Regions from separate parts of the Homo sapiens genome. Here region 2 is linked to region 1. Evidence: read pairs that join two places in POLR2A ChIA-PET (ENCODE). Cell type or tissue: Caco-2. All regions are shown on one strand. Region 1 overlaps LIN52 (lin-52 DREAM MuvB core complex component). Region 2 overlaps LTBP2 (latent transforming growth factor beta binding protein 2).

Region 1 (5,000 bases):
AACAGTCCACAGAAGAGCTCAAAAATTTAACTGCCTAGAAAATTCAGAGATTTAAGTACAATTTTGTTTCTAAAATGGCATACAACTTTTCCTTATTTTTTTAAGTAGTATTTTTTTCCTATTCAACAGACTAGAATGTGTTTTTGTTAATTTGGAAAATTCAGAAAATTTTAAAAACCACTCAAGATAGTCATTAAAACATACTGGTGTATTTCCTTCCAGCCATTTGTCTATGTCCATGCTCTCAAAAGAAAAAAAAAAAAAAACACCTGCTGTAAAATTGTATGTTCTGCATTTTGTCACTTGCTATTATCCTTATATATAATGAATACCTTTCTGTCATGAAATGCCCTTTAGTGCTTTTTTTCTTTTCTTTTTTTTTTTTTTAGAGACATAGTCTTACTCTGTCACCCAGGCTGGAGTGCAGTGGCACAATCTTGGCAGCTCACTGCAAGCTCCACCTCCCAGGTTCAAGTGATTCTCCTGCTTCAGCCTCCAGAGTAGCTGGGATTACAGGTGTCCACCACTACGAGTGACTAATTTTTGTATTTTTAGTAGAGACGGGGTTTCACCAGCTTGGCCAGGCTGGTCTCGAACTCCTGATCTCAAATGATCCGCCTACCTCAGCCTCTCAAAGTGCTGGGATTACAGGCGTAAGCCACAGTGGCCAGCCCCTTTAATGTTTTTTAATGACCACATTGTATTCTACTGTATGGGTAACACTATAATTCACCTGGTATTTCCCAAATGTTGAACTTTGTTTTATTATGTATTTTTTTTATTTTTTATTTTTTGAGACAGAGTCTCACTCTGTTGCCCAGGCTGGAGTGCAGTGGCTTAATCTTGGCCCACTACAACCTCCACCTCCTGTGTTCAAGCGATTCTCATGCCTCAGTCTCCCCAGTAGCTGAGACCACAGGCATGTGCCACCACACCCGGTTAATTTTTGTATTTTTAGTAGAGACAGGGTTTCACCATGTTGGCCAGGGTGGTCTCAAACTCCCAATCTCAGGTGATCTGCCCACCTTGGCCTCCCAAAGTGCTGGGATTATGGCATGAGCCACCATGCCTGGCCCATTTTCTTATTTATCACACTTTCTGCAGAATTACATGGAATGCTACTTTGAAACCAACACCATCCAAATTAATTTATACTCTGCCTACTCTCCAACCCCCTTCCCCTACAAAAAATCAGAAGAGAATGAAACACCACAAGCATTTTATGGTAAAATCCTCTTTGTGTGTAAAGCCATTTCAGAGGCAATGTTGGGTTTATGAAATAACTTGACTAACGGATAAAAGATTTGAATGTTTACAAGCCTTAAAGGTAATTTGAAGATTTGTATATCCTAATTTGTTAACCAAGGGAAAAATGAGAAATAATGGCATGGTTTACTTCACATTATCATAAAACATTTCAAAAAATAAAATACTTAAGGCTAAATTGACAATTTCTAATTAAGAATAACCATGATCCCTTCAAAGTGGAGTTCCTAGATTTTATGCTGTAACCTAAATAGGTGCAAAGCTAATGACTATGGCAAGATGGTAAAGTAATGCATAAAACAAAGAAAACAAGGATAAGTTTCCATCAGTATTTGCAATGCAGATTTCAACACAGTCTTTGGGGTGCTTTTCAATCAAGTTCTCTGGCTTTATTTTTCAGGTTAAAATAATTTAAATTTATACTTTCTTGAACTTCCAGCCCTCATCAACAGATAGGATCAAGAAACATGGAAAAAAAAAGTTCGCCTTCACAATAGAAGAAATGAACATTAGAACAAGACAATATTTTGCCTATCAAGTTGGCAATGACTTTAAATAATTATAATACTTGTTATTAGCAAGGATATGGAGTGGGGAGTACCTTTTTGGAAGATAATTTGGCAATCTGTTTCCCTCTCAATCACTAATTTCCAATTGCATGTAAATTGCAGTCATAATACCTAATGGGAATTATCCCAGTGCTGATATAATCCAATGTCGCTTATTTAAAACATGAGCAACAACAAATATTTTGGACCAATTCCTGTTACTTCAAATTTAAACTTCTGAAACTTTTTTCCAGTTAACAAAGAATTGGATGTCTACTGTATAGAGAGGCCATAACAACTTTTTAAACTTGTAGGAAAGTTCAGGAAAAGTTCATAGGTAGGGAACCGAAAGAAAAAGCACTATTGTGGAAGAAAACCATACAAAAGTCAGTCATTCTACTTAGCAGCCTAATGACCAGCCAAAGAAAATAGGGACTTCACAAGTCAACTTCTGAAGTTATGTACATCCTATTTCACATATTGATTTCTTTGAGATCAAATAACTCACCATTCACTATCTAAAACATTACCTGTTGCCTAGGTAATATGACTGAACTAGATATCTTATTAATAACACTAACCTCTAGCCTCTACAAATGACATTTACTTATTTCTAAGAAAATAAAGATGCCTGCCTACAAAGGAGCAAGTAAAAGAATTATGTGATTTTTGTTGTTGTTGTTGTTGTTAAGCAGGCATCTAGCCTCCTTCTGACTTCCCTGTCATTAATTAGGCTAAAACATCATGGTAAGCTCTAATTTCAGCTTATCCCGTAACATCCCCATCCAGACATTTACCTACTCCTAAAAATTCCAAATCTGAAAAATCTATTGTCAGTGCACTTCTTCCCATTCTCACTGCCATCATCCATTCAAGCTCTCAATCCTTCACCCTGGATTCCCACTGTAACTTCCTGCCTCCTCTCTCTACCATCCTACTCTATCCTGTGCACCAATGCCTCCTAAAGGTGTGTATCTTTCCTATTCAAAAATCTTCAGTGGTAGAACTTTTAATGACACAGGAAAATGCTTAAGATAGAATAAAATTTTTTAAAGCACAAGTTAAAACTACACACACACACACACACACACACACACACACACACACTAATCTCAGTTATATTAAAAAAGCATTTCTGGCCGGGCGCTGTGGCTCACACCTGTAGTCCCAGCTACTTGGGAAGCTGAGGTGGGGGACTTGCTTGAGCCCGGGAGGTAGGGGTTGCAGTGAGCCAAGATCACACCATTGCACTCCAGCCTGGGTGACAGAGGGAGACCCTGTCTCAAAAAAAGAAAAGAAAAGAAAAAAAAAAGAAAAGAAAGAAAAATAGCATTATCTGTGTACATGGTACATGAATGGATGCAAGTATACATATAAACACACACATAGACACATAAAGGGACTAAAAGTGGGGCCAGGAAACACATGAAATGTTAATAGTGGTTATCTCTCAGTGGTAAGGCTATGGTTTGTTGGTGGTTTTCTTTTTTTTACTTTCTTCTTTATTTTTACAATAAAAAAAATTGTAGTAAAATCTCTTTTAGTAAAGGGTCTCCCCAAACCATCTACAACACACACAGTTAATTTGACAGCATTAAGATACTTTTTAAAGAACATTTCACATGCTCCCTACTACCACTGAGAATAACTCCTTGACCCCTGGAGTTCAAGGCCCTCCTCAGTCTGGCCCCTCTATCTCCTTCCTAGTCTTAGTCATTATGAGACCTAACATAACCTGGGGTCTAGATTCAACCACTCGCACCGTTCCTTGAGCAGAGCTGTTGCTTTCAAACTCTTTAACATTCACTCTACCTAGAATATGCTCCCTTTCCATTTCTACCCATCTTTGTGTTCTTTAAGGTTTTCTTTCTTTCCTTCCTTCCTTTTTTTTGAGACAGAGTCTTGCTCTGTTGCCCAGGCTGGAATGCAGTGGCATCATCTCAGTTCACCGCAACCTCTGCCTCCCAGATTCAAGTCATTCTCCTGCCTCAGCATCCCGGGTAGCTGAGATTACAGGCGCCCGCCACCACGCCTGGCTAATTTGTGTATTTTTAGTAGAGGCGGGGTTTCACCATGTTGGCCAGGCTGGTCTCAAACTCCTGGCCTCAGGTGATCACCCAACTCAGCCTTCCAAAGTGCTGGGATTACAGGCGTGAGCCACCGCACCTGGCCAGGTTTATTTCCAATGTTCCAGAAATTGCAAATATTACCATACTCATTTCCCTTGTCTATAACAGACATCACTAATTGCCTTCTCTGAATCTAGGCTCCCTCTCAAAATCTTTCTCAATTCAATGGTCCTAGGCAGGTCTTAACTAAATAAAATGAAGTTTATCTGCCACTCCTGTAGCAATCTAATGCAATTGCCTCTTCTCCCCCATCCATATAGTTCTTTGTACTCTCATAGAGCTTTTCTCCTCTATATTTTTTTAAGAATCATTTACCTTAGTTGTCTTATCTTCCTTTCCTACTAGATTTTAATCTACAAGAGGGCAGTAATTATCTTCCTATCCCCTACATAGCCTTGTATGAAGTAGTCACCCAAACAGTTGCTGAACAGGACACTTCATTCTTTTGTTATTCAAAATGGCTAAATATTTGAAAGCTTTATTTTAAAACAATTAAATTTTTCTTGAAGGACTAATTAGTCCAATGTAGTTTCATCAACTTTAGCTAACATTCCTGTTTAATGTAATAGAGCATTGCCTGATACCACATGAAAACCAACAGAGTCCAAGGATACAAGATAAGTCACTGGTAGGGGAAAGTATTGAGACAAGAGAACTTAACCCATTTTTAGGGTCTTATATGCAGATATAAAAACTATTGAATTAACCACATTTTTAGAATTTTTTTCTACTAAGTGGGAGAATCGCTTGAACCGGAGGCAGAGGTTGCAGTGAGCCGAGATTGTGCTGCTACACTCCAGCCTGGGCAACAGAGGGAAACCCTGTCTCAAAAAAAAATTTAAAAAAAAACAAACAAACAAGGAAATATGTAAAAAAAGATGAAGAGATAAAAAAGAAAAACAAAAAGCTAAAAATAAAAATCAACAAGGTATCAACAAAGCTAGGCAAGTAGTCTGGTAAAAATCACAAGAAGGGGCCAGGTGCTGTGGCTCATGCCTGTAATCCCAGAACTTTGGGAGGCCGAGGTGGGCGGATCACCTGAGTTCAGGAGTTCAAG
Region 2 (5,000 bases), 410 kb before region 1:
CCCTGCTCTCAGGTTCTCCACATGCAGGTGGGGAGTCACGAGTCTCATCAAGCACACAACATGGGCAGGTGCTGAAACATTCCACTACGCCTCTTCCTCCTAAAGTTCTTGTGAGCATTTGCAGGGCTCCAAACTTCCCAACTGAGATATGGGCCAGGCCAGTCTGAGTGCATGTGGCCAGCCACACCTCCATCCACTGCCCTCCCAGCTGCGCATTCCCCTCCCACTGGCCACCTGCCCACCTCCACGTGCTGTGTCTGTTGCAGCGGACAAGGCAATCTCCATGCTGCAGGGACTGTGCTACCGGTCGCTGGGGCCCGGCACCTGCACCCTGCCTTTGGCCCAGCGGATCACCAAGCAGATATGCTGCTGCAGCCGCGTGGGCAAAGCATGGGGCAGCGAGTGTGAGAAATGCCCTCTGCCTGGCACAGGTAACCTCCTGTTCCCATCCCAGCTTTCACTGCCCAGGGGCTCAAGGCCAGTGACCATGTTGCCAGGCCTGGGTAGACTTCCCTCAATCTGGAAGACTGAAGTAGCCTTCCCTGCCTGCTCACGTGCTTATCCCAACCTGGGGCTCCCTCCCTCCTTGCTGCCACAATTGCCGTGTCTCCCAAAGGGAGGGAAAGGAAGGCCCTGGTTTCCTGCAGGAACAGCACCTCTCAGTTTGTCCTCTGGCTGTTGGCTTTGCAGAGGCCTTCAGAGAGATCTGCCCTGCCGGCCACGGCTACACCTACGCGAGCTCCGACATCCGCCTGTCCATGAGGAAAGCCGAGGAGGAGGAACTGGCAAGGCCCCCAAGGGAGCAAGGGCAGAGGAGCAGCGGGGCACTGCCCGGGCCAGCAGAGAGGCAGCCCCTCCGGGTCGTCACGGACACCTGGCTTGAGGCCGGGACCATCCCTGACAAGGGTATCTGAGCTGGGGGAGATGCCTGAGGGATTTTCCTTTCCCCTAAGTTTCCAGCACCTCAGAGAAGTGTGGGTGTTAATCCTGGGTCCCTGGGCATCCCATCTCTGTGGCATTAGGAAAGGGAGCTTGGAGCAGCAGCACCCAACCCTGGCAGCCTTCTCTCATGGCCTGGCCCCACCCACTTCCTCTTCCATATGGGGTCAAGAGGTGCCCACGCCCCAGGGAGTTGCTTGTGGAGGTGGGAAAGATCAGCCGCAGCCCCCACCCCAGCGATCAGGCCTCTCCATCTCCTGCCCTCTGGCCATGCAGCTTCTGGGGCCGGTGCTTGCTGCAGGCCTGAATAGCTGGCAGGTGGGTCCTGGGGACCTGCATGTCAGACCCCTGGCCCGGCCTTGGAGTCAGAGTGCTAACTCCAGCTCAACGGCCTTGGACCCCAGAGGCACGGGGCTGGAGGGAGGCTGGGTATGAGGCTCTCCTTGCAAGTGCCCTGAAAACCATGGAGAAGTCATGCCCAGGTCACTGGTAACACTGAATGCAGGAGGCCTGGAACGTCATAGCGCCAGCAAACTATGTGATTGGTCAAACTGCTCCAGGAATCTGGAATAGACAGGGGAGTGAGGACAGAGCCCCAGTTGTTGTGGACACAGGACACCGGCCAAGCCAGGAGCAATTCCACTCCTTCCTCAAACTGTTCCCCTGGCCCAAAGCCCAGGGCAGGGGGCTGCATGACCCAGCCTGGCTGGGAGGCATGGGAGGGAGGAGGTAGCAGTGCAAGGAGGTGACTCCAGAATGGATGGGGTGGACAGGTCCGGGAGCAGGTGGGACTCCTGTCACCCGAGGCCTTACAGGAAAGCAGGGCCTTCCGCTTACCAAGTGAGAGGCTTCACTAAGCTATCTTCAGGCCCTCCAGACCTGGGGTTCTGGAATTTTGTGGTGGCCAGTCCCTACAGGGGTGATGGGGCAGAGGCAGGTAAGAAGAGTCCACGCTTTCTGTGCTGCTGGCCCTGCTGGGGATGTGGTCTGGGGCGCAGACTGTGAAGCCGCCCAGGTGGCGGTGAGGGGAGAAGGCAGCCAGACCCTCCTCCCTGAGCTCACGCTGTTACCTTTCCCTTCCAGGTGACTCTCAGGCTGGCCAGGTGAGTGCGTCCTCCCACTAGGGGGCCGGGCAAGCATGGCAGAGAGCAGGACCTGGTAGCAGCTCAGGCCCCAGGGCAGTGTCTCATGAGGGAGGGAGAGGGAGAAAGATGGAGTATCTGTTAGATTTTACTTGAAGAGATGACCAAGTGGGAGGATTGATCCAAAGACCCAGTTTTACCCTAAAGGAAGTGATAACAACAGCTCTTGTTTATGGAGCAGCCATTGTGCAAGCATTTTCCCATTTGGGATGGGCTGGGGCCCCTTCAGAAAGGAAGTAGGAACATGTCCTGTTAGGCCTGGCTGTCACTCAAGCTTTAAGCACTGCAGACGAGGTGTGGAGCTGCTTCCAGTTCATTCTGGGTCTGGCACTTTCTGCGCTGGTTTAGTTGAACCTCCAGGTCCCTCTGGGAGTGGTGTACAGGGAAGTGTGGGCACAGCTGTGAACAGCCTCAAACCACCTCACGGAGAAAGGTGCATCCAACTCCCTTCCCTGTGCCCAAGATTCCCCTGGGAAAACCTGGGTGTCGTCCCAGGAAAACATTCCAGAAGAGGGGATCTGCTTCTTCCCTCATCAGCCTCAGTCCCTACTCTGTCCCCTGCCCCTCCAGCCTGCATACCTGACTGTTCCCAAATACAGTTTCTTCCGGGTGCCTTGTTCTGTCCCTGGGCCACCATATGATGTCCCCCCAGGCCAAAGCTCTAACTCTGGTCCCCACAGACGCAGCCAGCCTCCAGGGCCTTTTTCACCCTCTGCCCACTCTTCTGCTGTTACATCCCCACCTCTCAGCAAATTCTGTCCACTGGCTATGTTGAGGGACACCAGGTATAACCTGTGGTCCCAGCTTCCCCACTCTGGCCCTGTGGCTCCAGGCACTCTAGTGAACCTCCAGAGCTTCTGTTACTGTGTTGAGATGCTAGGGTTATAGCTGACACCAAATTGCTGATTTTCTACCATGGACCCAACACTGAGCTGGCATAGTATGTATATCAGCTCATTTAATCATTTCAACCTCCCATCATAAGATAGTTGAGAAGGTTAATGAAGTGAGTGTGTGTAAAGTGCCTGGCAGAATGCCCAGCATAGAGTAAGAACTCATCAATACCTGGAATGAATGAAAACATGAATGAGCTCCTGGTAGGAAGCCCGGAGGTGGGGGTCAGTGTGGTGGAAGGTGGCACATCACAGGTACGGCAGAGGAGCCAAAAGTGACCTTCTCCTGTTTCTGTGCAGGTCACGACCAGTGTCACTCATGCACCTGCCTGGGTCACAGGTGAGTCCCTCTTCCTGGCGGCTCCTAGGCAAAAGAGAAGGGAGGGAAAGAGCCCTTAATCAGGAGTGGAGTTACTATGTGTGAGCTGGTTCACGCTCACACACACATCAGAGGAGGGTGAGAAGGACGTGGCCTGTGAGTGCTGTTTCTGGGAGCTCTCTATACACCTAAGGTGCTGTGAAGTCAGCGAGAGACCCCATGACGCTTCACAGATAGTTTTCTAGCCACAGAACTCTTTGCAAATTTCATGGCACCACTTAGCACATAAATCAGAACAAAGAGACAGCACTAGCTGAAACAGGTGTTTGGCTGGGTCGCTAGACTCTTTCCCCCAAGAGGTCTTGTCCTGAAACCACTACTTGCCTGTCACTGGTGTTGGGTTCAGACATTGGAAGGCTGAGCTCATGCTTCTTGTAAAACGGTAGAAGACACTGATGCCTGTCTTGCAGACTCTCAAAGCAAATAAGATGTTGGTATTTGTGGCAGAGCTCTGTAAGCTGTGAAATGCTTTGTAAGCAGAAGTGAAAGAATGTTGAAGTGGGAATTAGGAAACCCAGGTGTCAGCTGTGCCTCCGACAAGCTGACTGGCCTTGGACAAGTGACCATTTCTGCAAGCCTCAGTCTCCTGGCCCTGACATGGAGGATTAGACTGGATGTGCTCCAACGCCTGTTAGAGCTCTCAGATTCTCTAAGTGGGGCCAGATCAACTTTCAGGAGACTGGAAGGCATGGGAGTGACCCACCCCAGGCTTCACCCTTCGTTCTTGGGAGTCTGAGCACCAGGGAAGAGGGAAGGGCCATGGCCAGCCAAGGGGCCACAACCCCACCTCTTCCCCTCTCTCCTCCACAGGGAATGCCACAACCCCACCAATGCCTGAACAGGGGATTGCAGAGATACAGGAAGAACAAGTGACCCCCTCCACTGATGTGCTGGTGACCCTGAGCACCCCAGGTAGCTGCAGCCAGACCTTTGGGGCTCCCTGCACCCTGCCCTGTGAGCTGTGTCTGTCCAGAGCCAACTCCAGGGCAGGGGCATGAATGGAATGCCCCCTCACCTTTCCAACTAGGTAAAGTCCCCAGCAGGCTCCCAGCTGGGCTGTGCACCCCTGGCCTCATCTTACAAAGAACACAGGGTCCCTCTTGTGAAAACAAGAGCCCTGCCTGGAGCACTGCCCAAGCCCAGAAGGGGGAAGAGAAGGGACACCATGGGAGAAGGAAGCCAGGGGTCTTCCAGGAGAATCTGGGGGTCCCTCTCAAGGAAGGGGAGCATGGGGAGTGAGGGCCACTGGGATCCTGGCTCTTCCAGGCCACTCCCCTGAGTCAGCAGAGTGCCTGGCAGCGAGCAGCTGCCTGCCCACGGGGAGGGCTGATTTTCGGGAAGGAACATGGTTCTATTTCTCAAGGTTGTTTAACCAAGCCTGCATTCCTCTCCCTCTGGTCAGCTACAGTGATGGGGGCGAGGGGCGGGTGTGGGGGCGATCCTGGCAAATCCACCTTGCTCTGGAATGTGCCCTCCTTAAAGGCTCATTGTCTGGGGACTTGGTGCAGGAGAAGCAAGGCGGGTGTTGTTGCCGCTGCTCCCTGTACACGTGTGTGCCCGCTCCTGGGGCTCCTGCTCTCTTAACCTTACGACTGGGTCCAGAGACCCAGTCACCTTGTGTTGGGGGTGAGGGTGGTCAGGGGGTTC

Evidence for each region. ChIA-PET counts read pairs that join two places held together with the same protein. Peaks named below come from ENCODE experiments on the same cell type or tissue, not always from the same donor. Only the 100,000 strongest peaks of a DNase experiment are listed, where the experiment ranks them.
Region 2: POLR2A ChIA-PET joins it to region 1 with 5 read pairs; 2 of 35 experiments call an interaction of 5 or more read pairs at or near these places.

The regions. Positions count from the first base shown.
Region 1 is chr14:74,112,097-74,117,096 of GRCh38, reverse strand. The region is part of intron 5 of LIN52 (lin-52 DREAM MuvB core complex component); the gene reads right to left. The region is part of intron 1 of LOC105370563 (a long non-coding RNA gene); the gene reads left to right. Among named protein-coding and RNA genes, the nearest start is that of LIN52, 30 kb to the right of the region's middle. In Caco-2, no CTCF peak of the experiment used is centred here; no DNase peak of the experiment used is centred here.
Region 2 is chr14:74,524,389-74,529,388 of GRCh38, reverse strand. LTBP2 (latent transforming growth factor beta binding protein 2) reads left to right here. Exons shown (of 36, transcript NM_000428.3): 11 at 267-431; 12 at 691-906; 13 at 2,023-2,042; 14 at 3,275-3,314; 15 at 4,164-4,265. Among named protein-coding and RNA genes, the nearest start is that of ISCA2, 33 kb to the right of the region's middle. RefSeq lists enhancers at 632-1,133, 1,776-2,277, 4,662-5,000. In Caco-2, no CTCF peak of the experiment used is centred here; a DNase peak (open chromatin) is centred at 2,033.